2 separate regions of the Homo sapiens genome follow, and region 2 is linked to region 1. Evidence: read pairs that join two places in POLR2A ChIA-PET (ENCODE). Cell type or tissue: OCI-LY7. All regions are shown on one strand.

Region 1 (2,500 bases):
TGGCAGCATTTTTGAGAACCAGCAAACAGTCCAGATGGCTGGAGCAGGAGGAGTGAGGGGAGAGTGGTAGGGGTGAATACACAGGGGGCCCATTTGTATAGAGCCTTATAGTCACAGTAAGGACTCTGGGCTTTACTCCAAGTGGGACAGAGTCATTAGACAGCCTTCTGGGGAGTGACAGGATCTGACTTGTGCTGCTGTGATATGAATAGACTACCGGGGTGCAAGCAAGGAGGCAGGGAGAGCAGTCAGGAGGCTGTAGTAATTAATATTCCAGCTAAAAAGACCATGCTGAGCCCGGCGTGGTGGTGCACACCTGTAGTCCCAGCTACTCAGGAGGCTGGGGTGGGAAGGATCGCTTGACCCCAGGTGTTCAAAGTTACAGTGAGCTATGACCATGCCACTGGCATGCCAGCTTGGGCAACAGAGCAAGACCCTGTCTCTAAAAATTAACCAAGTAAAAGATCATGCGGGTAGCAGTGGGTGTGGTGAGAAGTATCAGGCAATTGAAGCACAGAGTGGTAATCTAAGATAGGAGAACACAGGTGGAACAGGTTTTGGTGAGAAGGAGGAGCACAGGTGGAACAGCTTTTGGGGAGACAATCAGCAGTTTTATTTGGGATATGTGAAGTTTTTGGTGTCTGGTAGACCTCCTGGTGGAGAAGCTGTGTAGCAGGGGCCCATATAAGCCTGGAGTTCAGGAGAAAGCCTGGGCTGGAGGTACACGTTGGGGAGTTGCTGACAGGTAGGTTTATTTAAAAAACGAAGTCAAATGAAATCACTGAGGGAGTGAGGGTAGGGAGAAAGAGAACCAAATATTGAGGGTGGAGGCACTCTCACTTAAGAAGATGGGGAGAACAGGAGGAACCTGCAAAGGAGAATGAAAAGGAGTGGAGTCAGGTGTCTCGGCAGCCAAAGGAGGAAGTGGTCGCCTCTGACAGACTGTGCCGACAGGCCAAGTAAGGTGAGCCTGAGAATTTGCCCTTGGATTTTGCCGCATGTTAGTACTGATCTTGCCAGAACAGTTTTGGTTGAGTGATAGGGGTAATGCCTGACTGGAGTGGTATTAAAAGTGAATGAAAGGGGATGATTTGGAGACAATGGGTGTAGCTCACTCTTTAGAGGAGTTAAGCTGCAGAAGATCACAGAGAATGAGAGCAGTAGCTGGTAGGGCAAGTGGGGATAAGAGAAGGTTTTTATTAAGATGGGAGAAATAACCATGGCCTGAGAGAAATGACCCAATAGAGAGAGAAAAAGTGATGATGTAGAAGAGATCTGGGAAATTGCTGGAATCGTGTCCTTGAGTGGTCAAGAGAGGTGGTGTCTTAGTCTGTTTTGTGCTGCTATAACTCCACAGACTGGAGTATCTATAAAGAACAGAAATTTATTCTCACAGTTCTGGAGGCAAGTAAGGTGGAGATTAAAGCACCAACAGTTTGGATCGTGATGTCTCTGCTTCCAAGATGACGCCTTGAATGCTATGTCTTCCAGAGGGGAGGAACAGTTAGCTCTGTCTTCTCATGGCAGAAGAGCAGGAGAGAAGAGGGAACCCACTCCAGCAAGCAATTTTTTTTTTTTTTTTTTGAGATGGAGTCTCGGTCTGTCGCCCAGGCTGGAGTGCAGTGGCGCAATCTCGGCTCACTGCAAGCTCACGCTTTTAATAGCGACATGAATTTATTCATGAGGGCTCTGCCTAGATTCTAAACACCTCTTCTTAGGTCTCTCCTCCCAGTAGTGTTACACTGAGGATTAAGTTCCCAACACATGCATTTTGGAAGGGACAAAAACATTCAAACCACAGCAGGGGGTATCTAGTTTACAGTAAAGAGATTGGCTTTTGAGGGGAGCCGAGATGGCTCATTTGTAGTAACAGGAGTTACATCTGTGGCATGGGGGTGCAGATGCCGGTAGATGGGTAAACGGGGAGGTGGGAACCCTAGAAGTTGCGTACACATACACAAAAGTTTGTCTAGCTACCTCTATCTTGAGGACACAGAGGCACATGCCTACAAGGTCAGGCTGGAAACCTGGAACAGCGGCCAGGAAGCCAGGTGGAAACTGGCAAGTCACAGAGCTCGTGCCCCCACTACAGGGGCAGCGGACACCCAGCTCCAGCTTGTTGTTGCCAGGGCAGCAGTGTGAGCACAGGGCCAGGTGAAAGCTGCTGGTTTCTAAATCTTAACAATGAATTCAAATGTTTCCAAAACACTAGGCAGGCCAAGTAAAATAAAGGTGGAAAGTCCCCAGACATGTTAACCTCTGCTTTACACACAGAAACCCTCCTACTCCAGGCAGAGATTCCAGGCCCTTCTGGAATCCAGATATTGATTCCAGGAATCAATATCTCCCCAGGAAGAAGCCAGATTTGAGCCCTAGGCTGGTTGCTACCAGAGAAGCTCCTTTGTTCTCCCAGAAAACTTCAGGCTGGCCAGGCCAGAGGGCAGTGAAGGGCGCAGGGTGGGGGTGGAGAATCTTAATAAGAATAAATGGGAACAAACCA
Region 2 (2,500 bases), 540 kb after region 1:
TGCTTGTTTGGTGTAACAGTTTTGGGCAGGCAAATTGATTTGATCTTTATTGTTGATATTTCTTAGGAAACTGGAGCATTATCAAATATTCTGTTTGGGGACAGTTGTTCCTAAGAGAAGTTGCTCTGTGCTTAAAGAATGAGAATTGGGTTTTTCTTAGAGATACAGCAGAAAGGTACTGTGTTAGGTGATACTGCATTCCTTCAACATTATTTCAGGGAATGTAGGCATTTACATCCCAGATAGACCTTCAGAAGGGCAAAATCTGTATTTGGGTGTTTTTACCTATTGGACAATTACCCATACCAATTCATGATTTTAAGCTTTTTTTTTTAAATCTTCGATTTGGTGACGGTGATTTTAAGCTTTTCTACCATGTCTCTGAATCTTTCTCTTTAGATAGGACCTACCTGTGAATTTGAGTCTTTTTGTTTTGTTTTGTTGGACAGTTGGTAATGGTGTGAGAATTGGGCTAAAAAAGGGATTTGAGTTGGCAGTTGTTTAAACTATCTTTAGATTAATGGACAACTTAGGATACATAGTAAATATTGAATAAAATCAGAAGGGCAAAGCTTCTGTGTGTCCTAATTAATGTTTTTCTAATGTTTGACTTAGTTTATTTAGTGTATTAAATCTGGATTATTCATATTTGAAAGAAGTCTCATCTTTTAAGTTCCAAACGGTTAAGATTTTAATTTATATTTTGTAGCTATTTGTTTCCTAGGGGATGAATATGCAAGTTTACTAAGCAGATAATGGTAAATATAATTATTTGAACTAATATGTTAAGCCAAGATCTTTTTTTTTTTTTTAATTTTTTTATTTTTATTTTTTCGAGACAGAGTCTTGCACTTTCGCCCAGGCTGGAGCACAGTGGCGCAATCACGGCTCGCTGCAAGCTCCGCTTCCTGGGTTCACGCTATTCTCCTACCTCAGCCTCCCTAGTAGCGGGGACTATAGGTGCCCGCCACCACGCCCTCACGCCCAGCTAATTTTTTATATTTTTAATAGAGATGGGGTTTCACTGTGTTAGCCAGGATGGTCTTGATCTCCTGACCTCATGATCCGCCCGCCTTGGCCTTCCAAAGCGCTGGGATTACAGGTGTGAGCCACCATGCCCGGCCCAAGATCTTTTTTTTTTTAAGTTTTTGAGTTGTTTGTATGTTTAGATTTTTAATCTATGGATGATTTGGAGGGATTAGTTTTGTATTGTAGGATACATGTTCAGTTTCATTCACAACAAACATGAAGTAGGGTTTGGTTGCATTGGTAAAGGAACACAGAACTAAGCTGACATCTGGTCCTAATATCCGGTCTCATTGTGACACCTGTCACATATAGTTCTTTATTATCTGGGCATATGAATGGAATCAGTTAGGTTACTCCTCTATGAAAGTCTCAGCACGGCACCGTGGCTCACGCCTGTCTGTAATCCCAGCACTTCGGGAGGCTGAGGCTGGCGGATCACTTGGTCAGGAGTTTGAGACCAGCCTGGCTAGTATGGTGAAACTCCGTCTCTACTAAAAATACAAAAATTAGCTGAGTGTGGTGGTGCATACCTGTAATCCCAGCTACTTGGGAGGCTGAGGCAGGATAATCACTTGAACCCGGGAGTCGGAGGTTGCAGTGAGCCAAGGTACAGCCACTGCACTCCAGCCTAGGTGACAGAGTGAGACTTCATCTCAAAAAAAAAAAAAAAAAAAAAAAGAAAGTCTTACGGAGTGCTACTCCGGTCTACTTTTAATTTTGAAAAAAAGTTAACCACAGAGAGAGACTTAAGACTTCAAATATATAGTATATTCAGTTTTCTTAATATTTTAGCAAAAAATTCACTTGGAATGACAGGTTTGTTGCCACCTTATTTTTAATGAAACGTGACATTTGGAAAACATTTGTGGAACAGATAGATGAGGTGGTACATATTTCTTAAAGTGGAGCCCATGGCCCATTTATGTCATAATTAGGTGCGTTATAAAAGTATAGATACGTAGACTCTGATTTCAAACCTAACTGTTCAGTGGGGCTGAGAATCTTCGTTTGAAACAGGTACCACAGTGGTTTTTATGTCAATAAAAGCTTGCAGACCACAGAGTTAGATGATAGCTGGTTGTTTTAAAATATATTCTTGATAAATAAGTGGATGAAAAAATGGCAGATATTTGAGGATGGTATTTTACTGATTTTTCCTGCCCACCTGCTCCCCACCCCCATATATTTAGTTATTACCCTGAATAGCGAGAAATACTCATTATAAAACCAGGGTTGAGGCTCAACTCTGCTTTTTCTGTTGGTCATAGTAAAAAGCTTACATCGTCTTAAATCTTTCAGTCTACCATCTTTCTCCCCCTCTATTCATACTTTTGTGTTATCACTTTAACTGATCCCTACTTTAACTTAATTTCAGTATGGCTCCTAATATAACACCCTTCTAATTTATCATGAAAGTAGCTATTTGGAGAAAGAGAATTATCTTTTTTTTTTTTTTTGTCTGTTTTACCTG

Evidence for each region. Peaks named below come from ENCODE experiments on the same cell type or tissue, not always from the same donor. Only the 100,000 strongest peaks of a DNase experiment are listed, where the experiment ranks them.
Region 2: POLR2A ChIA-PET joins it to region 1 with 10 read pairs; 9 of 35 experiments call an interaction of 5 or more read pairs at or near these places.

What each region holds. Positions count from the first base shown.
Region 1 is chr11:33,695,050-33,697,549 of GRCh38, reverse strand. No RefSeq gene overlaps it. Among named protein-coding and RNA genes, the nearest start is that of C11orf91, 4.5 kb to the left of the region's middle. In OCI-LY7, no CTCF peak of the experiment used is centred here; a DNase peak (open chromatin) is centred at 939.
Region 2 is chr11:33,153,699-33,156,198 of GRCh38, reverse strand. All of the region lies in intron 1 of CSTF3 (cleavage stimulation factor subunit 3), which reads left to right. Among named protein-coding and RNA genes, the nearest start is that of CSTF3, 6.5 kb to the left of the region's middle. In OCI-LY7, no CTCF peak of the experiment used is centred here; no DNase peak of the experiment used is centred here.